3 separate regions of the Mus musculus genome follow, and all the other regions are linked to region 1. Evidence: chromatin loops called from intact Hi-C (ENCODE). Cell type or tissue: left cerebral cortex. All regions are shown on one strand. Each heading gives the region's core, and the rest is flanking DNA. Links, peaks and the distances in the headings are about the cores only.

Region 1 (10,546 bases), core at 3,745-8,744:
CATGCGATCCAGGAACAAGGCAGCAAGTGCAGTGAAACCTTTGGAGCCTAGGGTGTCCAAAGCAGATGTGCATTTAGATTTCATAAGGGCAGGATGAAGGAGGCAGGGGAGAAAAGAGGGTATGGAGAGGCGAGGGGGGGGGGGGGAGAAGGAGGAGGAGGGGGAGAGAGGGGGAGGTGGACAGGGACAGGGATAGGGAGTGACAGAGGAGGTGGGAAGAGGAGTCAAAAAGGAGAGAGAATGGGGCAAAATTGCATTCTCAAAGAGACCTGCCACCCTGTTCTAGTGTCAGCTAGAGTCTTGGAGGGAAAAGCTACCTGAAATGGAAACAAAGCACCCAGGAGTGGAAGCAGAGCCCTGTTTCAGCAAGCAGGAGGGGGAAAGGATACCAGCCCCCAGGGTTATAGGGCCTTGCAGGTTGTTCATACATATTGCTGTAGGCTTGCCTCCTCTAGCCTCTGTTGGGCCTGCTTTGTTTAAGGCCAAAGCACATGCCATTCTCCCACAGAGCCTCTAATGCAATTAACAAAACACAATCATAAATCTTGCATGGCATCCAGAGCTGTCTCCTTTCCCTGAGTGCAGGAGCCAGCCCTGGGGCTGCTGTATAGAGAACTAGCTGATGTCTCCTGGCATCCTAGCCTCCTGGAGAAGATAGCAGGACCTTAGGGGACAGCTTCTTGCTGAGCCCTATTGCAAGGGAAGAGGGGAAGAAGTAAGAAGAAGTAAGAGGAAGCAGAGGAGGTTGGAGACAGGGAGTAAACCTGTGCATGCAGGAAGCTGACCAGAGCTTCTTGCCTTCTGAGCGCAAAGACAGCATTCTGCAAAGAGCCACGGATTCACCTCTTTGAGCATAGTTTTTCCTCGGGAGGAGAGAATATGATTGAGTGTGGGGCATGGAGGATACCCACATGGCAAGCAACATAAGGGTGACTTGGCAGCTAGATGGTATTTGTGTTTGCGTGTGTGCATGTATTCAGTCTGGAAAACTGGTGAGTCACAGGTACAAAGAGCTTTCTGATCTGCAGTGCTGACATTCAGCAATTTCTACATCGTCATATCTCTTGCCCTTTATCCCCTCTCTTTTTCCTAATGTAAAGGATATTTAGCTGTATAAACATGCTAATTTATTTTTTTGGTTTTTCGAGACAGGGTTTCTCTGTATAGCTCTGGCTGTCCTGGAACTCACTCTGTAGACCAGGCTGGCCTCGAACTCAGAAATCCACCTGCCTCTGCCTCCCAAGTACTGGGATTAAAGGCATGTACCACCACTGCCCAGCTAAACATGCTAATTTAAACTTTAGGTCCAGATGTGGGTACTCAATAGCAGGAACACAGTGATGTAGACATGAGACACATGATTGCATTCTGTATGTACATGCCATACCAAGCACACAAATAAGCATGATGAAGCCAAAATGGAAACATACAGAAACTGCTAAAACAGCTACACTCTCTCTTGTGAGATAGTATATACCCTTGTATCTTCATTAGGGTTTTACTGTTATGAACAAACACCATGACCAAGGAAAGTCTTATAAAAACAGCATTTAATTGGAGCTGGCTTACAGGTAGAGGTTCAGTCCATCATCATTAAGACAGGAACATCAGGAGGAGCATCACACCTTGTTCTGTGTATCCCACTGCTCGTCTGCATTCATGGGTATATGCCTTATTCGCTGCATACCTACCTGCTCAAGTACCCACAAACATACCCTATACCCATAAACACAACTATGAGTGCAATCTTAGGCACCAGTTTTAGGTAAGATCTCTGCCTTAATATCTACTTGCTCCCTTCTCTGCCCACCAGCTTCTTCCAGAACCTGTACCAGTTTGTCAGCTAAGTTTTTCTGTGATGGCAGCTAGGAGCATAAGAAATGCCAGCAGCTGTGATGCACTTGTCCCATGACTTACGGACTTCTACCAAACCAGAAGTAATCCAGCTGTGTAGACAGAAAGCTGCTATGGCTCACTCTCTGTCGGTGTCACTCTCCTAGGCCTGGAAGAGGGAGAAAGGAAAGCAAGCTCTGATGGTCAGTATGACCCCAAATGACAGTGTTACAATCTGGGAGCGGGTTACAGGTTGACTGCATTTTTCAGGGCTCTGGAATGCCTGCACATGTTGACCATGTATTGATGTGACAATATATGCATCCTGGTGCCACAGCCCAGAAATGTATCCAGTATATGACCAATAAGTTAAGGACACCACAGCTGCAGAGGGCTCACACCACTTCTCCCTGGAAGCCTATATGTTATATATCTGCCATCAAGGACATACACACCTGCATACATACATTCTGAGTAGACTGACTGAGAAATTGGGTCAGTCAGCCATATACTATGGGCACCAAAGCAATCACTGAGAGAAGAGTTTATGCATACCTTGAAAGTCCAAGACAAGTGATTAACACTAGAAGAGTGCTGCTCCTTAACCTGCATCCTCTGGTGGAAGGCTGTACTGTGGCAGAGAAAGGGCCTTGGTGTCCTATTATCTGCCAGAGACTCCTGATATCTACTGGATGCTAGGCATCAGCTACTTGAGGAAGCCATCCATCCATCCATCCATCCATCCATCCATCCATCCATCCATCCATCCAAGCATTTCATCACACTCAAAACTCAGACAAGGAAAGATGACTCAGTATGTACATTGTTTGCCACCTGAGTATGGTAACCAGAATTCAGATCTCTATAACCCACTAAGATCTGAGTAGGGAAAGCAGCCCACCTATAGTCCTGGTACTCTAAAGGCAGAGATGGGTAATCCCTGCCAAGTTGGTCAGCTTACTTAGCCCAGTTGATAATATCTGGGTTCAGCAAGACCTTGCCTCTGTAAATAAAGTGGAGACTGATTAAGCTTCTCCATATCTGGACTGGAGAGATGGCTCAGTGGTTAAGAGCACTGACTGCTCTTCCAGAGGTCCTGAGTTCAATTCCCAGCAATTATATGGTGGCTCACAACCATCTGTAATGGGATCCAATTCCCTCTTCTGGTGTATCTGAAGACAGCAACAGCATATTCATCACATATATAAGACAAATCAATTAAATCTTTTTAAAACGTCTCCATATCAATGTCTGTCCTTCGTACATATGAACATGAACATACCTGAGTAGCCTCAAACACATGCACATCACACACATATACAAAATAAGAAGAGGGGGAGAAGGAAGAAGAGGAGGAGGAGGAGGAAGAAGAGGAAGAAGAGGAGAAGGAGGAGGAGAAGAGGAAGAGGAAGAAGAGGAAGAGGAGGAAGAGGAAGAGGAGGAAGAGGAGGAGGGGGAGGAGGAAGAAGAAGAAGAAGAAGAAGAAGAAGAAGAAGAAGAAGAAGAAGAAGAAGAAGAAGAAGAAGAAGAAGAAGAAAGCAGTCGCTTCCATTGAGAGAGTTGTTTGTGTGAGGTACTTAGAATAGTTGCTATAGAGGAAGGTAAGCCAGATTCTGTATTCCTTGCTCCCATGTAGGCTGTCAGGGAAAAAGACCCCTGCTTGATTAGTCATGACCTAGTGTGTGCCTAGGCTGTGTGTACATGCATTCAGGAGGAAGAATTACCTCTTTTTATAGGGCCTAGGGGCTTTTATCAGAATCAGGGCAGTGGTCTTACCTGGGCTATGGATGATGAATGGATTTACCAGGTCCAGAGAGAACTTCTCCAGTAAGGGACCAGAGCTGTCTACAAGTGTGGTGTTAGGTGATATAGACAGAAGTCAGGATGATAAGTTCTATCTTACCAGTGGACACATCTGGACTCCAGTCCTTCGTTGACTAGTCTCTAGTTTTGTGACTCTTGTCTCAAGGCATTTTGAATAAGCTACCTCTCCTTTTACTCCACATGGAAAGACAAGGACACTTCTCTCCTGCTAAAATCTGTTTTAGAAAGAAATCTCCTTCAAGAATGCCACCACCATGCCCACAGCATCCCAGAAGAGGTAGGCACCCAATCACACTCACTCCTCATGGGATTTCCCTTACAACTCCGACTGAATTAATGATGAAATGAGACTTTACAGGAGGTATGACCACCCAAACATCCCAGAAAGACAGCACACAAATCAAACTGACATCTACGGGCTTCTGATGGCCAGGATGTGTAACATCTTTCAAGGAATTATGGTATGGAGAAGGAACTCAGGGGGTCCAGGGTGGAATTGACCAGCAGAGAAATTGAACCCTTTCCAGGGTCAACTGCCCTTGTGAGCTAAGCTTAGAAAACAGGTTCAAAGGACTTGGAGAAGCCTCGAGTCATGAGTATATCAACAGGTGAATCAGTAACTATCCTGGGTGCTTTGTGCCGAGGAAGATACTAGATCAACGTGAGACACTGGTTCCTACCTTCACAACTCCTACAACTTTAATTGGTGAAAGCACTGCCTAACAAGTAAAGAACACTCACAGGACAATTAAAGACGAAAGACAAAGAGGCTCCAGGGATAGTAAGACTCACTGGATAGAAATTAGACAACTATCTCAGTACCTTGGGCCCAATGCAAGTCCCCATACTTCCAAAAGCTCCAGCTACCTCCAACTCAATCATAGATAACTTCTCAGCAGTCTAGATGGTAGATAGCAGTGCCATTCCTGATTGATTGGTACTGTCTTCCTAGAGCATTCTGTTGAGAAGGATGCAGATGTATCAGGAGTGCTGTGGTGACTGGTGATGCCTATACTGCATGCCACAGGGATGTCCTGAAGATATCCTTGCTGTTTATTAACCCTTGCTGATTAAAAGCAACTGACTGGGGTTATTTCTAAGGACTCTTCATTTCTCGAATTTTGTAATTCTACCACCTATCTTAAATTTTCAGGCACTGTCTGGAAGTACAATGAGGCAGAGATCTGTGTGGGTTGGAATTATCGAGGAAAGAGGCAGCACTTCAGTGAGGCCCTGCGATGGGGGAGTGCGAGAGGCTGTGCCGGAGGTAGGAGGACATTTATGTGCATAAAAATGGAGCTGAGTATGGGCTGCTCTAGGTACAGAACAGAGGAGGCCAGCACAGCTAGGTGCATGTCTAGGCCTGGTGTGGTTAATATTAGCCATGAAAGGCTGAGTATGGATGCAAACCAGAGCTCATCTTTATAGAGCGCTCACCATGTGGTATGCCACAAAACAAAGATGATGCTCCATATAATATGCCCTCCAAGACTCATGACTCCTCTACCATCCTTCCCTGGGAAAAAAGTGGAAACCACCATTCAAAGACACACACATACTGTCCTTGGAGCTTCTTTGTCTTCTGCCCAAGGTCAGAGGACTAGTAGTCAGTAGAGCCCAGTGTTCAGTCCCACAGTGCAGTTCTCACAGTTGTAGGAACAACCTCTCTGTTCTATGTTCTCCTTCACTCCTAGACACTTCGGTTTCTGTAATGAAGCCTAGACATCATGGCCCAATCTGTGGATTTGAAAGTGGGGGAAAGGGGAATGGAGGGAGACACCTATAATCTGAGAAAGGAAGCCTTTGCCTTAGACAAGCAATTCCATGATCAGATCCAAGCCAAGGCGAGGTCATGGTAGACATAGATCACAGGCGAGTGCTGAGGACTTTGGGTGGTGCCTCATGATGGAGACTTTTCCCAAACCCTAGATGAAGAAGCAATAGGATATGCCCCAGCACTGTAGGATAAGGCAGGAAGGTGTGGGAAAGAGCGAATCTCCAGAGCTCAGCCTGTGAGGATAAAAAAAAAAAAAAAAAAAAAAAAAAAAAACAGAGCCTACCATGGTCTTCACACAAGCTCAGACGAAGCTTTTATTACCTAGGGCTGCAGCCTGTGGCCAGCTCAGTGCTGTCCCTGCCTGGCACCTGGTGGTGTGCTGAGGAACTTCTGTCCTTTCTCTCTCTGTACTCAGAAAGGTCCTGTTGTATGCCACACAGCAGGACAGGAAGCTATGGAAGACATTGTGTCTTTTCTTGCTCTGCTCACTCCCCCCCCCACTATCTGTGTCCCCATTTCCCAGCAGTGTTGCAAGACGTGCCAGCATGGCTCAGAATCCCAAAGATGAAAATAAAACCTGCCTGGTAATGCCCCAGCTTCACCCACATCCTCCATCACTGATTTTCATGGGCCAACCTCATTCTTGGATGGCTCCATTCAAGCTCAAGTGCATCTGGGGGGGGGGTCCTCACTTACCGCGTCTCTATCTTATTTATCCCATAGATCTTCCTGGTACTGAGGAAGGAGCTGGACTGAACACTGGGCTGGAAGATTCAGAATCCTGGATCTCGTCCTCTGTCCTAGCCACCGTTAGGCTCCTGCTCCTGTTTGGTATCTATTCATGGACACACATCCTAACTCCAGCTCTGTCCAGGAGGACTTTCTTCTTTCTAGGCTACTGGGCTTGGGTGGCCAAGCTCCCTGCCAAGAAATCTCACTGCATTTTCCAGCTTAGATTCTCAAATGCATCCATTCCTTCTTGTTCCAGAAGGAAAAAAAGAGCTGAGCACATCCATATCAGTGCCATCCCCCTTAAAAAAAAAAAATCAATACTCTGTTTTATCTTCCCCGTCCCACCCCAAATATGGTCTTAATTGCTTAGACTTGAAGCACAACAAGGAACCTTTTTGTTCCAGTTTGTGACACATGAAAACAAACTCAGGCTCCTCTAAGGTGCTTGTCTACCTTGAAGTGGTTCTACAGGAGGTCCTGGGACTCTCCACTGATTTCTAGCCTTCGTTGTTTCTTCTTGCCATCTAAAAGTAGGCCTCCTCAGCCTCAATAAGTCATCAGCATCCATTTGGATAAGTCGGACACATCTCCCTTCCCATGCTTCTTCCCCTGTAAGAGCATCTCTGTCCATTTCCACCCACAGGTACACGTGTAGGAGGCCCTATGTGGAGCTTTAGTGAAGACTCAGACTATGATAGGAAAATTAGCTCAGTATCAGAGACAGAAAACCCAATGATGCATCTCTGGCCAGAGAGTTAGAAGACAAGAGGACAGAGATACCCTGCATTTGCCAACAGCACTGCAGGGGCTATAGCAGGGAGAAGAGAATAGGCAGCTTGGCTCTATGCAAACCTACTGCTCCAGAGGAACTGGCTTGGCCTTTACTCCCCCCATTCGATGTTGATTTGGGGTTACTCCAGTAGGGTTCACTAAGATAATGTAAGCTGTTTTCTAGTCACAATAAAACAGCTGTTGTCTTTAGCCCCACACGTCCCCAAATACTATCTTCTAAGGACAAGGCAAGACTTCAAACACTGGCTGTTAGAAGGGGCTGAAAAGGTAAGTGCTGTTATACAATGTCTGGGAGCCATACTGACGCCATCACACCTCTGTTCCTCTGCAAGTGAAGTCCCAGTTACATAAAGCTCCAGCTGACTTGGTATAAGTTGTGACTAAGAAAACTTCCCAAACTTTCCAAGACAGTTGGTGATCCTCCACCCTCTGCCCGTCAACTGGTGAGAACTACCCCCACAGAGAGGCAAGTAGGGAGGAAGGCTCCCAGCTCCCAGGGGCCCTGACTCATCACGCACATAAACACTCCCCAACACACTTTCCCAAAACAGTTCCCCTCCCACCCACCCACCCTCCTACCAGGGCTGGGTGACAAAAACAAACGCCCCAGAGATCTTGCCAAATTCTGGGCCAGGCTTAGCCCAGAGAACAGGCAAGGAGCAAACCTCCCACAGAAGCAAGGCACATCCGTGACGTCAGTCAAAGGAAAATCACCACTTGACCCTGCCGACATTGTTTTCCAGATAGTTTCCAAAATGCATAAAATAGAAGGGGTGATCCTCCTAACACTTGGGTGGCTGAGGCAGGAGAATCTCTAAGACTTTAACATCATCTTAAGCTCCACAGTGAGTTCCAAATGAGTCAGATGTGGCAAGAGTGAGACCCTGGTTCCAACAAACAAGATAAAAAGAAACAGCTCTGTAACCACACAACTATTTTTAGAGCTTGTGTTGGTTAGGGTTTCCATTGCTTTGAAGAGACACCATGACCAAGGCAACTCTTACAAAGAAAAACATTTAATTGTGGCTGGCTTACAGTTCAGAGGTTCAGTCCATTATCATCTTGGTGGGAAGCATGGCAGCATGCAGGCAGACATAGTGCAGGAATGAGCCTCGAGTTTTACAATTTGACCTGAAGGCATCCACAAGGATACTGTCTTCTGCAGGCAGCCAAGAAGAGGATCTCTTCTACACTAGGTGGAGCTTTAGCATAAGACCTCAAAGCCCACCCTACAGTGATGTACATATTCCAATGCCACACCTATTACAACAAGGCCACATCTCCTAATAGTGCCACTTGCCATGGGCCAAGCATATTCAAACCACCACAGAGCTGGAAAGGCTCCTGCCTTTAGCTATTCTCTCCTTTCCTATCTCCACATCTACCCATCTATTCATTTTCACATCTACTTATTCATGAATAGTTATCAAACCTATCTTCAGTCCAAGTTAGAGTCCTAAGACACAGTCTGTTTCCTCATGGAGCCGTCATCTTGGAGGGAAGCTATTCAAGAGTCAGCTTCAGCAAGATGGTTGGTACTGTAGTGGGAAGACACATGTCTTAGAGGCCCTAACAGTGCATGATCCCAACTTGGAGCAGTAGAAGGCATTCACAAAATTTCACTGAGAGAAATCATGTTTAGGTTTGTATATGCTTGGCTCAGGGAGTGACACTACTAGAAGGTGTGGCCCCGTTGGAGTAGGTGTGTCACAGTGGGTGTGGGCTTTAAGACCCTTATCCTAGCTTCCTGGAAGCCAGTATTCTGCTAGCAGCCTTCAGATGAAGATGTAGAACTCTCAGCTCCTCCTGCACCAGGCCTGTCTGGATGCTGCCATGCTCTTGCTTTGATGACAATGGACTGTACCTCTGAATCTGTAAGTCAGCCCTAATTAAATATCCTTATAAGAGTTGCCTTGGTCATGGTGTCTGTTCTCAGCAATAAAACCCTAACTAAGACAGTTGAACTATGAAAAGGAGAGGCATTGCTTTCAATCAGTAAATGGGCTACTCATCTCAGCAATCGCCACGGCAGACTAACATTTGATGCCCCGACATAGTCCCCACGGACTTACACCTGAAGCGGAGCCTCTTATACTATAAGGCCCCCATAACACTCCCATGAGAAGCAGGACTGCAGTCCCTGGGACGATTTTAAAGAAAAGATGTAAGGACATTCCAAAGCAGGAAAACCAGAAAGGGCTTTGTGGAGGAAGTGGGGTTTGAATTCACCTTGAAGACCAGGAAGATTTAGATTCACAGCTCTGACAGGGAAGGCATCCTAGCCAAAAGAATGATACTAACAAAGTTAGAACTCTTGTGCCACAGGCACCGTTGACTAACACACAAGAGAAAAGTAATATCCCACATGAATGGAGTGGTGGTCCAGGTCGACAGATTACTTATGTTGGGGGTTCTTGCTCCGTAGTCCAGGCTGCTTCAGTCTCTATCCCACACAGCTCGGGGCGACTCTTAAACAAAAGCATGATGTCTCAAAGTCATAGGATTAAGAGAGTTAAAGCAGATCTTTTTATTTCACCTTCAGACCTCTTTGGGCAAGCAACATAGGTTCCTTCTCTGGGGATGCTCACATTCCCCTCTCTGCTGGTAGAGCCCTTTGGGTGCTGCCACATCCCTACAGGGTCCCTAGATGCAAAGCAAGTGGATTCCAACACAATCAGGACTGCTCCACTCTCTTCTGCTCAAATCCTCTTAGAGGGTAGAAAACTCACCCTAAAAATCTACCTTAGACTTTCTCCTTGGTCTTCCTTGGTTCATTCTGAAGTGTCTGGAATATGGCTTTCTTCTTCTTCTTCTTCTTCTTCTTCTTCTTCTTCTTCTTCTCCTTCTCCTCCTCCTCCTCCTCCTCCTCCTCCTCCTCCTCCTCCTCCTCCTCCTCCTCCTCCTCCTCCTCCTCCTCCTTCTTCTTCTTCTTCTTCTTCTTCTACTTCTCAGAAACATATTAAACCCCAGCTTTCACCATTGTTGTTTCTCACAATGGCTCAGCTCTGGGCTCATATCCATGTGGAATCTCTGTTTACATCTTCAAGCTCTTATAATGCTAGGACACTTTATATAGAATGTCAAAATGACAGAGCATTTTTAGAGAACATTTGGTGTTAAAGGGGGCTGGTTGATAAGGGGACTGGACGAGAAAAATGAATTGTAGTAGTTAGAATGGACCACAAGGTGGAGCAATGGGGCTGGAATAACTGGAGGCCAGAGCAGAAGGGTGATTTCCATTCCCACCAGCAGGCCAGCTAACAGGAAGCTAGGAAGGCTACAGTCTGAGCTCCTAGCTTGGGTTTTGGAACACAGGGAAAGGCTTGCAGAAGCAGGCTTTTCTGTTTGTTTTCCCTCCCCTCGCCCTTTATTTCTTTTTTGGCATATGGGAGCTTCTCCCTCTTCCTGGTTTCTTGGGGTATGTGGCCCAGAGTGTCCCTGGTCCCTCAGCAGGAAGAGGGAGTAACCCCCATATGCCAAAAGCTGAAAGGTTCTGCTGGCCACAGGATTGCTGGCCCTGTGACCTTAAGATTGGAGAAACAGATAAAGCATGGTCAAAGGTGTTTTATTTTGTCATTTAATGAGTTT
Region 2 (10,546 bases), core at 3,238-8,237, 69 kb after region 1:
TGGCGCCACCACTGCCCGGCTAAGGGGAGGCTTTTAATAACAAAAATTTTTGTTTTAAGTCACTGTGAGGTTATTCTGGTTGCTTAATTCTGAGTGAGGCTTTTCAATATTTCTGTTTATTTCATTGTAATTGTTTAATTTGTAAGTATGAAATTGTTCATAATACTTTTCATGAGCCGGGCGTGGTGGTGCACACCTTTAGTCCCAGCGCTCAGGAGGCAGAGGCAGGCGGATTTCTGAGTTTGAGGCCAGCCTGGTCTACAGAGTGAGTTCCAGGACAGCCAGGGCTACACAGAGAAACCCTGTCTCGAAAAACAAACAAACAAACAAACAAAAATCCCCAAAAAACAACTTTTCATTATTTTAATTTCTATATCAGTACAATGTCCCTTTTTCTTGACAGTGTTAATCTGTGTCTTTTCTTTGTTGTTCTCGGTCCAGCTTAGTAAAGGTTTGTGAACTGTTAATCTTTAAAGAACCAGATTTTGTTCTCATTAGTTTTGTCTTCTTTTTTGTTTTCTACCATGTAGTTTTTTTTTTTGCTTTGATCTTTATTATTTCTTCCATTTTGCTTATGTTGGTCATAATTTATTATTTTTATGACTTCCCAAGATAATATCTAAGGTCACTGATGTGAATGAGACATTTTAGTTTTTTTTTAAATGTAAGTCTTTTAGGTGTTATAGATTTCAAATTTTAGTGGCCTAGCATAAAAAGTGTATGTCATATTTTCATTTTGTTCAGAATGCTTTTTAAAAAGATTTATCTCTGTGTGTGTTTGTGTCTGTGTGTCTATGAGAGTAAGTGCACACTCGTTGGTGCCACAGAGGAGAATGAAGGTGTCCGACTCCCTGGAGCTGAGGTTATAGGGGTCACTGGGAGCTGAACTTTAGGTCCTCTGCAAGAGAAGTAAGCCATCATTTAAATTTTATTTGGTCTGACAGCAGACTTTGTATGACTTCACTATTTCTTTAATTAGATATTTTCTTTATTTACATTTCAAATGTTATCCCCTTCTTTTGTTTCCCCTCCAAAAACCCCCTATCCCCTCCCCCATCCCCCTGTGACTTCACTGTTAAAATTTGCAGTGACTGCTGGTTAGAACATCTGTCTTGATGTGTGAATTTAAAAATATCAAGTAGATTAAGTTAGTAAATCTTTTTCCTTTACTAATTCTCTTCCCACTTGTTTTGTTAATTAAAAGAAGTGTTGAAATTTACAACAAAACTTTTTTTTTTGGCAAGTTTTACATTAAGCTAAGTGCATGACTCTTGGAATTTTATGTTCCCTTAAAGAGTGACACATCACTGTTAGGGAACTCGATCTGTAGAGCAGGCTAGCCCTGATCTCAGAGCTCCACCAGTTTCTACCTCCCCAGTGCTGGGATTAAAGGCGTGTGCTCACCACCTCCCAGCTTTTTATAAAATTGAAAAAAAAAACCCACTTATTTTATGTTTATGTGTGTATGTTTGCAGGATTTTTTTAAAAAAAGATTTATTCATTTCATTTATATGAGTACACTAACTGTCTTCAGACACCCCAGAAGAGGGCATCAGATCCCATTACAGATGTTGTGAGCCACCTTGTGGTTGCCGGGAATTGAACTCAGAACCTTTGGCAGAGCAGTCAGTGCTCTTAACTACTGAGCCATCTCTCTACCCACTTGTAGGATTCTGTATGTACCATATGTGTAGGAGTCCATGGAGTCTAGTCAGAGCACCAGAACTGGAATTATAGAGGGACACTGTGTAGGTGCTGGGAATTGAACCCAGGTCCTCTGCAAGAGGAATAGATGCTCTTAACTGCTAAGCCATTTCACCAGCCTATTCTTTAACATTTTTGATATTTGTTTTTATGCACTTTCTTACCTTTTGTACTTCAAGGCTCATCTTCTGAGTTCTATTGACAGAATCACCCCTTTCTCCAGTGTGCCCTACGTCCTGTTACTGGAGAATGCTATTTAGAATGCCAGGGTGCTTCTGCCTCGAGGATCTCTATGGAACGGGGCTAGATGATACATGTACTTCTGCTGCCCTGCGCATGCCCACATGTCTGTGTACATTAAATAAAAAGTGTATGAAACTTGGCTCTCTATCTACAACATGATTTATTTTTTTGATTGTTACATATGTAAAGATTTTTTTTTCTCATGTGAGTTGCTAACCCACATTACTGTTGGGGGAGAGCTAGAGTGCAGTGTCCTCTCAGATGCACTTGTCAGTAGGTCCCCCCAGCCCCCCAACAGGGATCCCAGGGAATGAGGTTCTGGTATTTGTAACTGTTTCCTTTGTCACATTCTGTCCTTCAACTTAGCTTCCTGAACATCCTAGCTGATTCTTTTGTTAATTTTCTGTACAATAAAGTTCACTCTTTATGATCTTTAATTCTAATTTCTCCACAAATGCTGAGTCATGTGTTCCCTGTTGCAGCATTATACTCCAGGAATCCCATTATGTCATCCTTCCTGGCATCTTTTGATTCTTTCTTTTTTTTGGTTTTTGGAGACAGGGTTTCTCTGTATAGCCCTGGCTGTCCTGGAACTCACTCTGTAGACCAGGCTGGCCTTGAACTCAGAAATCCGCCTGCCTCTGCCTCCCAAGAGCTGGGATTAAAGACGTGCACCACCACTGCCCAGCTTGATTTTTTCCTTTTTTAATTAAAGTAATTTATTTCATGGATAGTATATATGTTTAAGCTGAATCAACAGAGACAATGTCATGGTCATTTTTTCACAGTGGCTTTGGACATAAAAAGTGTGTAGATTAGGCAGGACTAAATTTTGAACTTTGATACCCGAAATTACTGGTAAGTAACTTCGCTAGGAAACCCTTGCTTTTTTTTTTTTTTTTCATTCTGGGCTGGAATGGTTACCTTCAGCATGAGTCTGAAATGTTTCCTGCTAAAATAGTACCTCTCACTTTCTTACGCATGGCAAAGCCATTTAAAACAAACAAGTGGGAGTTAGCCCTGGGAAGGCTGCTGCTTACTTAGCATGGAGCCTGCCACCATTAATACTTGTGAATCCCCTTGGTTGCAGTGACCCAGCCTTCCGAATGTGCCGTGGGTTGCATTTTCTTTTCTACCTCTTTAAAAATATTTTTTTTCATTCTTGCCTTTTTCTTGTACTTGTGAATTTATTTATTCAGTGAACTTTAGATATTTAGTCATGATTATATGTATGGCATTAAAGTATAGTAGTTACTCCTAATTGCTTGTTTTCTTAAACTACACATAAAACTACAATGTTTATTTTGAATCATGTTGACATTTATTTGTATACTATATTTGTATAATTTATACACTGAATATACATGCATTTCTTTAATGCTCTCTTTCCGTTTGTGAGGCACGGTCTCAGTGCAGCGCAGACAGGTGTCTGACTTGTGCATTCCGACCTTACCTCCGCTCTCTGATGCTCCGCTCTCAGCTCACTCTGCTCAGAGTTGGAATTACAGGGACCCGACTAGCCACCTAGCTCTTGGGAATATTTTTCTTATTCATCGAGGAGAGAAAAATACAACCAAGCTGCTCTATTTCTAAGTATATAACTTAGTAGCAGTGAGTTAGAAAAGTCTTTCCTGTAATAGACAAATTCTTGGTAGTGTATAGTTTTGTCCTATTTTGGTGGGACTGAGCTGAAGTTAGCCTGTACACATGAGAATTGAACTTACTCTTTTTTTTTTTCTTCATAAAACCATTCTTAATTTTCCTGGTTCTTCAGTTTCAGTTACACAGGATGCTTTTAGACCATGTTTATTTTTCTTTTAACATGTTAAAGCTGAAAGTCCTGTAGCTTGAATATGTTTCTTATTGCTAGGACAATGGGATAAAGAAATCTCATCCCTTCTTTACAGTGGTTCTGAGCATGAAGTGGAGACTCCACTTCCACCTAAAGTAGGCCCATCCTCCTCCCCTGCCCGTGACAACAGCAGCTAAGGCCGCTTCTGTGCATCTCCTCAGGCTGCAGAGCCAGACAGGGCCTTGGAGAGTGTAAGCAAGATGGAAGATTATTGCACAGTTTATACAGTTGGAATGCAAATATAACTTGGTATATACTTGAATCGAATTGAATATATTCCATTTGAATTAAATTGAGTAGATTCTTTGTAGCACATAAGAGCACATATTCTTGTCTTGGAATTCTGATACCAGAATTTGTAATGACATGCAAGTAGTGTTTACAGGACCGGCTCACAGAGTCGCACCAGGCAAGGCTTCCAGTCAGGTTAGTGTTAGGGGTGATGTATTTGCAGGTGAGATGCTCTACAGAGTAAGAATATACATTGACACGTGCTGTATATTTAGTCATCACCATTGTCATGCCTCAGTACCTCCAAGATGAGTCTCATGGAAAAGATGTCTCTCTGAGCTTTCAATTAGTCTGCTATTAGCAGCCGATGATGCTGGGCTTACGAACATGCTGACTACCCTCTCTCTCCTAAGCATATTACAGATCTATACTGGTTTCAGCTAAAGCTGGACTCTTGCAGGGATGCTGCCCAGCTCATTTGTTGTTGTATAAACTTTTTGAATGATTAAAAAGGATGGAGGCCAACAACCAATTACAAAAAGAGGTAGGCTAGTACTCTGGGGGAGTCTTTCTCTTCCTGTTTCCCCTTCTGCCTTTCTGCCTTCCGACCCTGTCCTCAGGCCTACTTGGTATTTTGTTCTTCCTCCATTCTTCCTGGAAGAGTGTTTGGTGCTGATGGAGTGCAGAGGCCACATCCCATTGGTTAAGTACTTAAGAGTGTGTGTAATGCGGGTACCCCTTTTCTTCTCGTGGTCTTTCCTCATAGAGTGAGTGCACACAGAGCTCCTCCCCTTTACAAATCCCAGACCTCTTTCAAGTGTACAAAGCAACATCTTAGAGAAAGGAGAGGAGTGTGTGTGTGTGTGTGTGTGTGTGTGTGCGTGGTCACTTTTTCCGGGGCGGCTATTTCTTTACTCACCTTTGTCTCAGGCATTATTAGACAGTTTTACTATTTTGATATTAATCATATTTGTGCTTAAGAAATCTTTGGTGGAGCTGGAGAGAGGGCTCAGCAATCAGGAATGCATACTGCTCCTATAGAGGACCTGAGTTTGACAGGCAGCACCCATATCAGGTGGCTCAAAGTCACTGTTAACTCTAGCTGTAGGGGATCTGATGCTCTCTTTGGACTCAGAAGGCATCCTGTGCACCTTCTACCTCAAAATATACACATAGTTAAAAATAAAAGTATCTTTTAAAAAGTAAATCTTTGGTGTCTTGAGTTAGGAGACAGTAGAATCAAATAGAAACAGCATCTCGTCTGATTTATGGGATGTGGTGAGCCGTGGCTCTGGCTCTGTGCTCTGAGAGTCCCTCAAAGAACTCTTCTGCACATGTGTACAGTGTATGTGAACATAGGATATCCTTTTAAGAAGTACCACAGGCACAGCATTAGCACGTCAGCATCCTTCAGAGAAGCAGGTCTCCAGAGAAGAGGTATGCTAAGGAATTGTGTTGAGGTTATGAAAGCTGAAATGTTAGCAGTGTACAGTGCATCCCCGGAGCCTGGTGACCCTGGACAGACAGTGATGTCACCAGGCCCAAAGACATTTTGCTGAAGAACTTCCTCCTACATGGGGAGGGCGCTCTTCAGTCTATTTAGATCTGCAGCCAATTTTAGGATAAGATCTAATGATACCAGAGAACCCAGAGTTCCACAGTTTAAATAGTAATGCTTTGTAAAAGCACCCTCCACATTGACACATAAAATTAGCCATTCAAGCCAGATTTATTTTTAATTCTATCTTGTTTGGCTGATCCTTGTGTGTGTGTGTTTTTTCCTTTTTCCCCTTTCCTTCTTCAAGATAATAAGGTTTCTCTGGTTGTTCTGGAACTTGCTGTGTTTACCAGGCTGGCCTTGAACTCACAGAGCTCTACCTGCCTCTCTCCTGAATGCTGGAATTAAAGGTGTGTGACACCACCCAGCTTTTTTTTTTTTTTTTTGGGGGGGGGGTTTCCTGGAACTTACTCTGTAGACCAGGCTGGCCTTGAACTCAGAAATCCGCCTGCCTCTGCCTCCCAAGTGCTAGGATTAAAGGCGTGCGCCACCACAACCCCCCCCCTTTTTTTTTTTTAATATTTTAAAGAAAGACAGGGTTTTGTTCTGTATCCCAAGCTAGCCTAAGACTTCTATTCATCCTGTCCTCTCACGTGTATTACTAGGTAGACTTATACTTCATTTCTAAGGCTCTGTTAGATTGTATTGCCATTTAGTTTGGCCTTGATCACATTCGTAGTCTAAGCAGGACTTCCTCCAGCTGTGCCGTGGTCGGTCAGAACCTGCTTTGAATGATTTACGTTCTGCGGTATGTGTAGAAGGTTCTGGACAATCGCATTCGGTGTTCACTCTCCCTCAATTCTTGCCCTTAAATTCCTGGAAAGTTGGCTAATATGCTGTGACATTGTTGAAATGCTGCTTTATAGGGAAATACTTTTCTGTAAGGTGGCTTTCACTGAACAAGCACGGGCAAGTGTTCTGTTCTGAACAGTAAACACGCAGTTAATGTCCATGGATAAACCCGTGTTGCTGTTTTATATTTAGATGTGAGCCCCAGTGGGCCAGCACAGTCCCACAGTGCTCTGTGCTGACGTGATATTCTCGGCTTGAGTCCTGGTGAGGGGAAAGTTTTCTTTTGAGCAGGAGACAAAGTGAACAGAGTGCCAGAAAGCTAAATATAAATTCTCTGAGAGCCAGTCACACATAAACTAGGTTTTAGCAACAACATATTGTAGACTGAAATAATTTTAAAAGAAAAATTTTATCCTGGTTTATAGTAATTGGTATAAAGTGCAGTTAAGTAATTTTCCATGAAAAACTAAGCCTACTGATCTCCTCTTGCTGCTGGCCCTGTAGGTAAATAGAGCCACTGTTAGAGATAGAGCCCCCTTCTCCCATTATTGTAGTGGTTTAGTCCTGAGTCAGTAGATCCAGTCTCTGGTTTGCATGGCTTTAATTTCAAAGTAAGAAGAGAAAATGAAGGAAGATGCATAGTTTGCACCGAGATGCTGAGCAGTCACCCTTAGAACTGAGTTCTCTTGAGTGTGTGACACCCTTAGAACATTCAACCAGAGCGAGCGAGCAGACTGCAGAGGAGCGGACTGCAGCGCTAACAAGAGTGAGGGCTGAAGCTCATGCCATTCCAGTTCCGCACCTGTCATGGCTTAAGTCTGGGCTTGCCGCAGTATTTTATGTTATTGGCTGGTCTGGCTTGAGGCTGTAGAAGCATTTTATAGCCAGTCACTCTGGGGTGGTAGGAGGAGGCATGAGTGTCCCAGGCTGGGCAACAGACTGTTTCTGAGTGTAACTACAGATGGGGGCCTGGCTCCACTGAACGAGTTGCTGCTCAAGGCTTCCTGGGTAACACCTCGTGTTAAAACCTCCAGGCATGTTTGGCAAGTCATTCCACGCGTGAGCGTGAGGGCTTGGACAGTGGTCCTTGCCTTCACTTAGTTAGTTAGCATGGTGGCTTCACTGTGGTGTTTTCATCTGTGCACGCCAGTAGATTTGGCTCACACTTGTCCCTCCTTCTGCCTCTGCCCACCTCCCTGTCCACCCCCCAGCAATTCATAAACATCCCTTTCTGAGTCTGGCTTAGGGAAATGGTATTTTAAGCAAGTGAAGGATTGGCGTATTGCTTGCCTGCCATCCTGGCCCCAGACCCTGGCAGTCTCTAGGTCTCTCAACACTGAGGAGGAAACTGCAGTTCTTTTCACAGGTGCCTCAATTGTTCCCGGTAAGGAAAGGGAAGGGGAAGTGGAGAACACAGCAGCTCTGGGTGCTGGCCACGAGGAAGGCCACGTGAACGTCAGAGCGACAGCGCTTCCTCTTGTGCCTTATCATCCTTGCCTGGTCCCTGCCCTCCCCCTTAGCTCAGTTCCATGTCGTGAGCGGGAGGGAGAGCTGTTGGGTTGCTGAGGACTGTGCCAACTGCACATCACATCAAGTCCTTTTTAAAGCCACTTCCCTTGCAAACTTGTCTGAAAAGGGACTTTTGTAGAACAATGGGCTATCAATTTAGACTTCAGGGTCTGATTCATGTCTTTCTTTTAGTATAAAATCTCCATTATGTGGATCTGTTGCTGTCTCTTTTATTTCTGGGTAGATTTTTAGCATTGTTTTCTATAAGAAAATTAATAAAATAAATCATGAAGTAGGAATGATAAGTCCAAACTCCTGGGCTCGATTCTTGCCTGTGCTTGTTGCCAGTAGGCTCTGTCCCCTGCCTGGGAAGTGCATGCAGTAGTCTTTACTTGGAGAATATGGGAGGCTGAGTCAGTGCTGAGAATGTTGTTAGTCCCAGTGATGCTCAGAGGTGCAGTTCATTAGAATCCCAGCAGCACGGTGTGCCTCCTTGCCCTGCTCCATCGCCTGTCAAAGTACTGAGGGGTACAGGCTTTGCTGGGTCTTTTCTCTACCATAAGCATCACTTTGCAGGTAGGATAATTCCTTTAGCAGAATAGTCAGCTGATCTACAAGAAGCAAACCTTTGTAGTTTGTAGTTGGTGCCTGTCAAAATCATGCTGTCTGTAAGTTTAGGTCACATTTCTGGTCTGCTCTGCACACTCCTGACTGGCTGCTCATATGTGACATCTTACACTCTTTAACTGGTGGATTTTCATGTGACATTCCTTATCCTGACTACTGTTGCTTTCCCAGGGAAAGCACAAATTTGCCTTATGGGTATAAGATCCAGAAGGGTGGGGTGCTGGTAATTCTTGGAGCTAGCTTCTTAACCAGCGGATATGAACACTTGGAAATGACCTGAGGAACTCTGACCCTTCGTTTGCTTTGATGAGATATGCGGATGTCAACTTTTCTCTGCTTGCTCTCATTGTGCTACAAATAACCTGTGGTGGTGCATTGTAGGATGTCCTTGTGTGGGGACCATTTTAGCCTTTGGGAAGTAAGTAGCCAGATCACAGATAAGGGGTTTCCAGGTGTTTATTATCTCCTCCTAACTCTTGCTTTCGAGACAAGGTCTCACTTAGTAGCCCTAAATGGCCCTGAACTTACTATGTATCATAGTCTGGCCTCAAACTGAGTCACAGGCTTGCGCCACCACTCCTAGCCCCTCGCTTCTTTCTTTTTATTTATTATTTTAAAAATATTTTATTTTTGAAAACTCCATGCATTTATATAATGTTTTGATTGCGTCTCCACCTCCTCCCAATACCCCATCCCCTCCTACACTCTCCTTTGCAGCTTCTTGTCTTCCCTGTTGTTGTTGTTGTTGTTAATAACTAGTTACATTAGTGCTCTTCATATGCACATGAGTGACTGTGTGGACATCCAGTGTAATATGAGCAACCGATCAGCATCTGCATAGAAAGTTTGACTCTTTTTCGCTTAGAAGACTTCAGTTGCCATTACTTCCTCTGAAAGAAGTGGGGCCTTCCTTAGGCCCTCGCTCAGCCACATAGGCATTTGTTGACTGGCTTGATCTTGTGCTGGTTACCGGCACAATAGCAACCACGAACGCCGTGAGTCGATGAATGCAACAGCTACGGCACGTCCAGAAGTGAGCATTTCACATCTCTCCTCTCCATCCCGTTTGTTGTGTTCTTTCCGTCTTGTTTTGCAAAGTTCCCTGAGCTCTGGCTGGTGGGAAGTTGCAATGGATGATGCTTGCATAGCTGAGCACGGTTCATTCATTATACCTCGGAGCAGTTATGAGTCTGGGCTAACTGTGCACTTGGAAAGGAAGCTTCCCTGTCCAAGGTGGAGAGAAGCGCAGGTCTGTGCACAAAACCATCAATCTTCAGAAAGCAGTTTGACAGCAAAGCAACAGCTAGAGGATCCCCAAGCCAGAAGCTTTTGACCAACTTCCTAGTACCAGACATGAAATACTTCCCGTGGATTAGGGTTGCTCGCTAACAGTCACACCACTATTGCACCAGTGGCCATGCATTGCCAGCAGGTCAATATTGTAGCATGCAGTGTCCAGCACTGGGTCAGGCCATTGATGTCTTCTCTCTTTAGCAGCCTACACAGCACCTTCTGGCAACAGTGTAAGCTAGTTTCCTGGTCAGTTTGAGTTGATTTCTCGATATCCTGCATCTAAAGCCAATAGTATCTTTATCAATTTGGACTTACGTCAGGTTAGTGGACAACCAAGAGCAGTGGCAGTGGCCTGTCCTGGTTTTAGAGCCTCTGAGGCCTTTATGACCAACAACTCACAGGGACGTCTGCGTTAGATTGCAGTGGCAAGTGTGGGGGCGTGTTTTCTTGATTAATGATTGATGTGGGAGGGCCCAGCCTATTGTGGGTGGTGCCAGGTGGTCCTGAGGAAGCAGGCTGAGGAAGCCATGAGGAAGAAGCCGGTAAATATCATTCTTCCATGGCTTCTGCTTCTGGTCCTGCCTGAGGTTCCTGCCTTGACTTCCCTCAGTGATGGAGTGTGAAGAGTTGTAAGATAATATCAATCCTTTCTTCCCAAGTTGCTTTTAGTCATGGTGCATTATCAGCAATAGAAACCCAACCTAAGACACTAAGTGCCATTTAAAAATAAAATATAG
Region 3 (10,546 bases), core at 2,103-7,102, 120 kb before region 1:
ATCTATAACATCTATCATCCTTCTACCTAGAAAGGACTCTCACACTCTAGAAAAGCCCTACCTTGCTGTGGCTCCTGGCCAATATCCTCACAGCCTTTCTGCACCCCTCCCAGGAGGCCAAGAGACCAAGGTAGGTAAGCTCCAACTTTAGGAACAGCAAGGTACTGGGAGGACTGGGCTCCACCTCCAACCCCTCTGGCTGGACTGCCGCACCACCACCACCGCCACCTCCAATAGCATTGGTAGTGCCAGTGCTATTAGTGACCTTAATTTGCTGGGCTAGATTATATTTCCAAGAACCCTTTCCCCAGGAGCCACGGGCAGGAAGGAAGTCTGTAACTCAATCTCAGTTCATAGCTCCTCAGCAGAAAAGTGAAGTCATACCCACCCCCTACACCCACAACCTAGCCCTGACACCTAGAAAGAAGCCTGTCCTCCCGTAGCCTGTGTACCCCACAGGGCATCCTGCTCTGTACACCGCAAGGCTAGCCAGTAAGGGCATCATAGGTCAGATAGGCATAGGATATGAGTGAGAGATTACTCCCTCCCGGTAGAGCAACAGCATCCCTGCTCCGAACCAGGACGCAAGCAATGCATCACTGCTACAATCTGTGCCCATGAACGAGCTTTTTGCCACAGCCCCACATCTAGGGTATACTTCACCAGGAAGAAGATAAGGGGGCAGCATAGAAGGCACAAGGCCACGTAGGTTATCAGTCCCCTCTTTGTCCAAAGGTCAGGCAGGCAGGTCACAGCCCTGACCTCACGGAACTTACAAAACCCTCGAAGAGGCCCCATCTCCACTCACCACTCTCCTGGTTACTCATGCAAGAGCGAATAGGAAAGCAGGAAGATTTCTAAGAAAAATAGGTCAGTTGCCTCCGGCAGACCAGACCACACCCATGGGCAGTGCCCCTGGGGCAGAAGCCTGACTGCAAGCTGCTCCTCCAACCCCAATCCTCTCCCATCTCCCCAGATGCCCAGAGCTTTCTTTATCTACCCTGGACTGTGCCAGACTGATGGCAACTAATGCCTCCTAGCAAGAGAGGCAGTCGGCTTCCCCGTGGGCCAAGCCTCTGCCCTGTTACTTAGGCTTTCGGTATTGAACCTCAGGCAGTTCTTCGCCCCAGCTCTGGGCTGGAGCCTCCAACTCTAAGAACATCTGGGCTACGAGAACAGGGACGCAGGTGCAGAGCAACGAACAGGGAAGCAAGCAGCTTGCCGAGCAGTCTCGCTGCATCCCCAAGTACTCAAGAGGGGCTCCTACCTCAGACTTGTCCATAAATGCTCCTGTCCTGATGTGCTCCACGCAAGTGCACATAAACACACAAGTGCTTGCAAGGGCACGCTACACATCTAACTAAGTGGAAACACCGGTTACAGAGGCACATACACATACATACGGGGATATATGTGTGTGTGCACACATTTAAAAATATGCACACTTACTCATGCATATAGGAATATACATAACACATCCTAGGGCGCGTATGTATATGTACACATGCACACTTCTTCTAAGAAGCCAAAAGTTCTTACCAATCACAGCTCATCAAGATCCACTCTTCACACAAATTGTTCAACCCATCCCTGGAAGCAGAGGGAAGGGGGGGGGGGGTCATGTCACTCCAGGGTGGGGGTGGGGAGAGCAGCTGAGAAGCCTCCAGAAGGGAGCAGCTCTCGTGGAGACAGGAATCAGTTAAATCTCACTGTTCCTGATGCTATCCTAACTCCGGCCTCACCTCCCACCCCCGCATTTTCAGTGCAAACAGGAGGGCTGCAGGGAAACCTAATGAGCACCCAACAGAATGGAGAAAAAAAAAGCAAACCGAACAGGCTGGCCAACTCTGAGGACAGAGAGGGAGCCTAGACCCTGGAAAGTGCCAGGCACAGCAAAGAAGGGACGGATACAAGCTCTCTAACTGAGCAACCTTTACTCCTTGAGAAACCAGACCCCAACTCTCCGTCTCAGATATAAACTTGAAACCACCTGAACCAGGGACCTGACAACTCCAGGGACTGCTGCATGCTGGGCTATCGGCCTACTGCTTCCAGCTGACTCTTTCCAGTACTCAGCAGCATCATGCCTCCTCCCACACATACCTATTCCAGCTTCTTGCAGGGGGGCCTCCTACCAGACACACCCCCGCCTCCGTGTAAATGTCCTGAGACACACTCATACCAGCACTCACCACCCGGCACCAAGTTCTTCCCAGCTGAGAGGCTGTCCTGGGCTTTAAACATACTCCTTCTCATCTCCATCCACAAAGGAAGGCTGGGTGGACAAAGCCAGAGAGGACAGAGGGCACTGCTCCAAGCACAAGCAGAATCTGAATCAGATTTTCATTGGCCTGGGCACACAGGAGCCAGGGAGTCCACCAGCAGACTCGGTGGAGGTAACACTGGGAATGAAGAACAGACTTCCCTCCCTTACAGGAGGTTGAATGTCAATTATACCTCGCGCAGGATTTCCACATAGTGTGGAAACTCCCCCAGATTGCTGGGCAGATGTCTGTGATGCAGAGACTACTACATCAATAGCCTTCCTCCTCTCCTCTCCTCTCCTCTCCTCTCCTCTCCTCTCCTGTCCCCCTCCCTCCCTCCCTCCCTCCCTGAGACAGGGTTTCTCCATGTCCTGAAACTCTCTCTGTACAACAGAGATCCACCTGCCTCCACCTTTCTCTTTTCTTTACCCTCCCAACTGGATCACAGAGCTCAGTTACTTCCAAGATGCCTGACCAGAGTCAAAAGGAAGAGCCCATGCCCACCTCTGTCCCAGACTTGCAAGCTGACAGTTTGATGGGCCTGATTCTTTTCACCTAGAGCGACTCCTGCTTTGCACACAGTCCCTGAGGTTGAAGGATTTCTCCAAAGTCACCTCTGCCCCTCTCAGAACATCTGGATCCCATAAGGCCTCTCTCATCAGCACTGGCAACCCTGGCCTCACAGGCGAGCAGGTGCCCTTCCCCCGCTCTAGGCTGTAGCATCTGGCAGCCAGCAATACTTCAGCTTTGCAGACCTTGTAAAGGACTTCCAAGCAATTCTGCATGCCCCACCCACACTTCCCTGGGATGCAGGAAAGAGAGGTTCCACCAGGCAAGGTCAGCCCAGGAAGGGGTCTAGCTTCCTCGGAGGCAATCTTCTGAATGTCCCCCAACACACTCTTAACTCTCCGCTCCCTGCATAACCCAATAGGAATCCCATCCCATAGATCCTGAAATGCTAACACTGATGTCTGGTGAGCACATATTTCACAACAGGCACCCAGCCACTTCGTCACAGAACTGTTCACACACTCCAAGCCTCTACAAACTCCTACAGCTAACCCACTTTCCACTGAGGTAAGTGACATTTAGAAAAGCTGAGAAATGTGTCCAAGGTCACGGGGTCAGCAAGTGGGACGGCCAGGATTTGAATCTTGTCCATTTATCAGTAAGCCTATGTCTGTAAGTGCCTCATTGAGCCATTTCAGACTAAAAAGAATCCAAGACCAATCAGGTCACCCTTGCTCCCAGACAGAAGAGTAGGAGTTCCAGACAGAAGGACCAATAACCTTCACAACCAACAACCTTCAACACTGGGAAGTTCCTTCTTCAATCTAGCCATTCTGTGAATCTCGGCAATATAAACCCAATTTCCTGTAGTCTGTGTTTAAATTAAAACAAAACAAAAAAAAAATCTGTCCCTTGCTAAAGTTGGGAGGCTAGTTGAAGAGCCCTCCTTAGGTGTCTCTTCAATTCGGATGCTAGCACAGCCTTTTGTGCTTTCAGGGACAGCCCCACAGCAGAATATACCAAAACCCAGAGGGGAGGAGGAGGAGGAAGTCACTGAAAGACTGCATGGGAAGGGGGAAGGGAGAAGCACAGCAAGATCCACCTTTTTTCCATAAGCTTCTTCTGAGGTCACTCTGTCTCGGTTTTCCCACCTGACAAATGGAAACCTTTATAACCATCCCGACCATCATAGTGCTTGTTGGAAAGCTGTCCTTCCCTTCGCCCCACTCTCTCGTTTCAGAACCCCCTCTCAAGTAGCAGAGGAGATACATTCCAATCCGGAAACTTTCTCAAACCACTCCCCCCCACACGCCCCGAGGCAAGGTGCAAAAGAAGCCGGGGAAGCCCGCGCCTCCAGCAGAGCCCTTCAAAAAGGCTCCCTAGTCCGCAGAATCTCGTCACCCTGTCGCCTTCCACCCACAGACCGTTCCTCTCCCGCCGCCATCTCCCTGCTTTGCGAACTTGCCCGCAGTCGGGTCGGTTCCGCGCGCAGAAACCGTGAGCTCAGAGTCCTGGCAGCTTCCAGGCTCGGCTCTGACTTCCATACAAGGGCCGAGAGCCGGGTGCCACCCAGAGCTCTGCCATCTCCAAAGCGAAAGCCCTCGCGCTCAAGTATGCACCCCGCGCCTTGGCTTCTCCCTAGCTTTTTCTTGGGCTCAAACCCGAGAAGGCAGAAATAAAAAATCCCACTCGACTCTGAGACGCAGCTGGGCAGACCCCTCCCTCGCGGCCCTCGCCCCGAGGCCGCTGGGCCGGGCAGCCTGAAGCGCGGCGACGGCGCCTCCCCGGGAACTTTTGCCTGGCCGGGGCCCAGATGCAGTCAAGGTGGGCGCGGGCGGCCGACAGAACCAAGAAGAGCAGATGCTGCTCGGAGCCTCTAGGTCAATTCTGCTTGTCACCTGCCAAGGGGATCCGACCTCCGCGGCCAAGATGTGTGGAAAGGAAGGGCGCGGGGCGGAGAACCCGATCCCTTCGAGGCGGCTGCGGGGACTCCCAACCTCTTAATCGCGCCTCCCTTCAAGGGCTCCTCCATCCAGCGGTGCTGTGCAGGGCTGGGACGCGCGGAATCCTGCCTAAAGACCATCAAAGTCCCCAGCAGCCAGAGTTAGAGCACTAGGGGTTCCCCAAAGCTCAGATTCGACGTGTGGTTGTGAACCAAGGGGCCTAAGGTAGACTAAGTCCACTTTGATTCCAAGGCGTTCGCAGCCCAAGGGCTCCCGCACCTTCCCGCCGAGTTCCTCCCACCCGCAGTTCCCCAGCCTTTGCCCGGGCCAGTGCTCGGAGGTGCGCCTGGCCGGAGCCGGAGCCTCGCCCCCGGGGTTCGGGAGCCAGAGCCTGGAGCAAAGGTCTAAGAACGCCAAGAGGGTTGGAGGAGGGATGCTGCACTTCAACTCACCTTGAGCCACAAGACCTCGGGTGCTGATCACACTTGCTATCAAAGTGGCCACATACCAAATCATAGTACTACCGCGCGCCAGCCAAGAGCCTCATCCTATCGCAAAGTGCTCCTGCGTCTGCACACTTCTCGTGCCTCAGTGCCCGCTTCTCGCCCGCCTACGCCCCTTGCCGGTGCTCCTGTAGCCCGGGCGGCCCGCTCTCCATCCCTTCCTGGCTCCGCTCGTCTCGGCGCGCGCAGCCTCCCGGGCCCCGGCGCAGCGGCACCTGCACTGCCAACCGAGGCAGAGCGCAGCCAGGTCCACGGTGAAGCCTAGCCGGGCCTGTCCTGGTGGTCCGCCCCTGGCGGCTGTTTATTGGACAGTGCTCACGAGTCTAGGCACTGATTGGCTAAACTCTTAGTCCGTCGCTGCGCGAAGAAGGCGAGCCCATTTCAAGGTGCGTTGAAGTGTAGCGAGCACAGAGCCGCAGAATCATGCGCATTGCCTGGGAAAAGGCGTTGTAACGTCTTTGCTCTATTCTGTTCTCAGCTCAGACTGCATGGCAAGTTTCTGATTAAATAGATGGTAGCTTCTCGTACTGGCTAGTGGGACCCTAAGAATCTCAATAACCCTTGACAGGTTATCCGAGGGGATGGAGCCCCCGCCCACCTTGAGAATCCAACATCCGGTTTCTATCAAGAAAAAAAAAAAAAAAAAAGCAGTTCCCGGGAGGACCACGCTGATACGGGGATAGGGAAACCCAAGCATCCTGGGGAAACTAGGGAACGTCCTTTTCTGGAGAACGGTTCAAAGAGACCACGTGATACCTCCCCCCCCCACCCCCACTCTTTGCTCACTCTCTCAGAACACTACCTCCACCAAACGTTATATTAAGTTAGGCTCCATCCAGCCCAAAGCCAGGAGGATGACTAAAATGACCTCTAAAAGTCGCTAAATTTGGAATGAGTCATTGGCTCAGCTGCGGCGAGTCACAGACCCCTCTGGAACACATGTGCACACGTACTGCCACCCCCATTGCTGGTCATCGTTGCTCATGATTACTAAAGCCATTAACCCCCCCCCCCCAATAAATGCTGCCTCTCCTGCACACAAATGCTGCTTCCTCTCCTACCTTACTGAGAGCCCAGCCCCATATCAGCAGCATAAAGTCAAGGTGGCGTTTGTGAGCGATCAGGGGGTGAGGTAGAGAACCAAGGAAAAGGGAAAGGTCCTCCTCATTTCTGCAGAAGATAATAAATAAAGACGCTGGAAGAGCTTCCTATATCCCAGGCTCCCTACTCCAGCATCTCTTCATCTCCTCCCCCAATACAATTGTGTTTACACAAGGAATAAATGAGCATCATGAAAGCCTCTACAACCATCTCACAGTGTTCTGAGGCTGCCGTGGAGATGTTTATTCTTTCAAGCTTCTGACACAGTGCTGAGAGGCACAGCTCCCTAGGAGGGGCTGTTGGCCAGGGAAGAAATGGAGGGGCAATGAAGGCAATCTCTCAATAAGCACAGAGCATGAAGTTTCCCATAGACCAACAGCTTACTGCTGGAAAAGCCAATGTGTGCGCATGGACTCGTGTATCTCACATAGAGTGGCCTTGAGTGATGGAGGGTCATTCTTTTTGGAGAACTCCACTCTCGTTGCCATCCAGGAGATGAAAAGCTGAGGCTCCTAAGCAGAGAAGCACACACACTAATGAACTTTTATCATCTGAATAGCATCTGGAGAACTGGACTTCTGAATACCTCCTGCTTGCAAACTCGCCCTGCTCATGCGAACACACTCATGAGTTATCACTCTGTTGATATATTCCCATGGGCCACTGCTTTAGGTCCTTTCTGGGCTGACATTTCTTTCCTGGGGCTTTGGTGAAGCTGCACGCTCTAGATCTCCTTGACGCATCAATTCTCAGGCAACATGCACCAATTCTACCTCCAACACACACATATGCAAGTCTCCCCATAAACAGGTTTGCACACATCTATATACGTCCATACATACTTCCTCTGGGTCCTAAGTCTATCAAGACTTATTGGGATCCACTTGCAGAATGGGTGATGAGGCTAGGCTATGATTTAATTTTGACCTCAGAAACGTTCATGTTGTTGGAAACTTGATCCCCAAGGTGGCAGTATTGGAAGAATGGAACCTTCAAGAGGTAAGTCCTAGGAGCTGGAGAGACACTTGGCAATTAAGAACGTGCACAACTCTTGCAGAGTTTGGTTTTCAACATCCTAAGGTAATTGTCCATGATCTGTAACTACAGCTTTAAAGGATCTAACACCCCTTTACAGGCACTGCACTCATGTGCACACACACATACACACACACAAACACATATAGATATAGTTTAATATAAAGACGTGAGTTTGGGGCTGGAGAGATGGGGGGGGGGGCAGGGTTAAGAGCACTGGCTGCTCTTCCAGAGGTCATGAGTTCAATTCCCAACAACCACATAGTGGCTCACAACCATCCATAATTGGATCAAATGCCTTCTTCTGGTGTGTCAGCAACACTGTGTTCATATACATTTTAAACACACACACACACACACAAACAAACAAACAAACAAACAAAAAAAAAAAAACATGAGTTCTACTGAGAAGTCCTTAAGTCACTGGAAGCCATGCCACTGCTAGGTAATTCTCCTGGGATCTCCCTGGTAGTTCTCATAAGAAGGCTGTCATGAGCAGAGCTGGACTTGGTGGCCTAGGTAATTGTCCCAGCATTTGGAAGGTCAGAAGTACAAGATCATCCTCAGCTACACACAAAACTGAAGGTCACCCTGAGCTACAAGAGACCCTACTCTCATAAAAGAGAAGAGAAAACAAAGCGGAGGGTGGGGTGCTGTTAAGAAGGGAGAAAGGCTGGCCCCTCCTCCTCTCTACCTGCTACCTGGCTTGAAATCCAGCCGCTTGCCAGCACATGCTAAAGCTATTGCCATCTTCCATCTGTCTTGGGGCTTTGAACAGAAATAAACCAGAGCAGGTACCACAGCCGTGAGCATGCAGAATTGTGTGCTAAGTAAATCTTTCTTTTCTTCATGAGTCTACCTCCTTGAATATTTCATGATAACAAAACAAACAAACAAAACAAATCAACAAAAACAAACAAACAAAAAAAATGGTTAATACAACTGCATGACTCCAGGATTCATCCCCTTTTATATGCTCATAGCAGCATTTGACACCTGTGGAATGGTGTTCTTTGTCTTCTGAGGCTGGGATATAGGCAATATTGAGTCCATAGTCTAGCCCCAGGTCCTTCAATCCTTGAGGTAGAAGAGACGCATCTATTTAACATCTATGGAGCATCTACTTTGAGACAGTTTCTTCCCAGAAGTTGAGGAAAAGATAAAGCAGTTCCCACAGTCCATCCCTGCTATCCTTGCTTGGCCACCCATCTTGTCTTCAGGAGGATGGTAGTTTCTGCTAGGAAGTTAAAACCGTATATCAGATCAGAACTTAAAAGAATAAACTGAACTAGAGAGATGTTCAAAGGAAACTAAAAAGAATGTATTTCATCTGGAGATTCAACTGGAAATACAGGGACACAAGAGTGAAGACAGAGAGAAAAGGGAAGGAAATTGAATTGAAGAGGGAAAAAATTAGCATCATGACCATTATCATACAACATGTGCCGGTTCATTTCAGATCAGCTCAAGAGACACGTGTTGTAGCAACTGGCAGAGAGGAATGAGGCCAGTCAGATCTTTTCCTCTTAACATATGGCTGAGCATTTGACTCAGAACAAATGGCAACCCCTCCATCCCTAGCAGAGACATAGAGCTGAATACTCAGAGGCCACATGGGCCCCTTCCAAGAGGCGTAAGAAAGAGGAACACAAACCAACCCCCTTGAATTGGTGTTCCTGGTTCATTGTGGATACCCCTAATGAATATAGGTATCTGACACTATACACATTGGGTGTCAGAATATCTGTCATCTTTTAGTTTCATCAGAAGCTTCACTTTTGGAAACACGTAATTCTGCTCTTATCAGTTATTCCAAGAAAAGAAAACCAAACCACTCGCTACTTACTCTTACATGCCCAGAAGCCCTCAGAGGACACATAGAAAAGGTAGCCACTGGCAACCAAGGTTTCTCTTACACCCACTGAGCAATCAAACTGCAAACAGCAGCTTGTGTTTACCCTCTTCAGGGCTCTTGGTAGGATTTGGGGTAGGATGATGGCTGGAGCATCTCCTTACAAGGAAGAAGAGAGGCTGTAAACCAAAGGAATTTATTCAAAATAAGTTTGAAAGTGTTTGGTGTTTATACAGTTTGAAAATTGTTCTAATTATCTTGCCATATTTTTTAAAAAAAGTCCAAAATGATACAGTGTCTTAAAATAACAAGAGTCATTTATGTGAGCAGTGCTTGGTGGGAATACCAAACATCAGTTCCAAGATGCATGGACAGTCTGCTTTCAAGATGGCTCACACACCTTGCTCTAAGCTGGTTGTTAGCCAGGCTTGTCGGTAAAGTTTCCTGTCTCATCATACTGACTTCTCTATTGACTAGCCTGGGCTTCCTCACAGCTTGGTGGCTGGGTTTCAAGGGCCCATGTCCCAACAGAACCAAGTAAAAATACCCTTTATATCCCCCTGTCCTGGATAACACAGCTTCATGTCCACAGGTGTGACCTACCTATCCAGCTGAAAAGGAAACCATGTAGATCCTTGCCTCTCCGTGAAATAATCTCTGCTCCACACTCTGAGATGAGCTTGTGGAATGGAGGTAGCATTGCAGCCATTTTGGGAATGGTACAATTTGCTGTGAAAACAGTTTTCAAAATAAAAGCAGAAAAAAAAAAATGAACTCTAGAAAAAAAAAGAACTCTTGGAAAAATTATATTATGGAAATTGTCTCATGCAATTATGGAAGCTGAGAAGTCTAACAATATGCTGTCTAAAAGCTGAAGAACCAGAGAGGCTGGTGGCGTGATTCAGCATGACTCTAAAAGCAGGTGTGAGTTATGGACTCTGAAGCCCAGGGAGCCTCAGATTCCTCTGCTGAAGGGCAGGAGGGAATCCAGCTCGAGAAAAAGGCAACTCACCCTTGTTCTTCGGTCTTGCTCTTAGCAGGTTATGCAATGCCCATTCGCAGTGGTGCAGGCAAACACTCAGCCTACAGCCCCAGTCCTAATTCCTTTGGGAAATACCCTCCCAGACACTTTACCTGCTCTCTAAGTCCCCTTTAGACCAACAGTTCTCAACCTGTGGGCCATGACCACTTTGGGGGTTGCATATCAGATAGCCTACATATCAGACATCTACATTTCGATTCATAACAGTAGCTACATTAATTGTGAAGTTGCAATGAAATAATTTTATGGTTGGGGGCCACCACAGCATGAGGAACTATTGTGAAGGGGTGCAGTGT

What was found. Hi-C counts contacts between places; a loop is a spot of excess contacts. Peaks named below come from ENCODE experiments on the same cell type or tissue, not always from the same donor. Only the 100,000 strongest peaks of a DNase experiment are listed, where the experiment ranks them.
Region 2: it touches region 1 in a loop (5-fold over the local background); 21 of 42 quality-filtered maps call a loop at or near these places.
Region 3: it touches region 1 in a loop (6-fold over the local background); 3 of 42 quality-filtered maps call a loop at or near these places.

The regions. Positions count from the first base shown.
Region 1 is chr9:27,175,993-27,186,538 of GRCm38, reverse strand. No RefSeq gene overlaps it. Among named protein-coding and RNA genes, the nearest start is that of Jam3, 26 kb to the right of the region's middle. In left cerebral cortex, for the core only: a CTCF peak has its summit at 5,802; DNase peaks (open chromatin) are centred at 5,944, 6,326, 6,837, 7,397 and 1 more place; H3K27ac peaks cover 3,456 bases.
Region 2 is chr9:27,106,958-27,117,503 of GRCm38, reverse strand. The region is part of intron 1 of Jam3 (junction adhesion molecule 3); the gene reads left to right. Among named protein-coding and RNA genes, the nearest start is that of Jam3, 43 kb to the left of the region's middle. In left cerebral cortex, for the core only: a CTCF peak has its summit at 5,616; DNase peaks (open chromatin) are centred at 6,636, 7,090, 7,581, 7,831 and 1 more place; H3K27ac peaks cover 3,281 bases.
Region 3 is chr9:27,294,141-27,304,686 of GRCm38, reverse strand. It overlaps Igsf9b (immunoglobulin superfamily, member 9B), which reads right to left and starts at 5,583. Exons shown (of 20, transcript NM_001326702.1): 1 at 5,170-5,583. The coding sequence starts at 5,233. In left cerebral cortex, for the core only: a CTCF peak has its summit at 5,513; DNase peaks (open chromatin) are centred at 4,082, 4,532, 4,775, 5,537 and 3 more places; H3K4me3 peaks cover 4,261 bases; H3K27ac peaks cover 4,174 bases.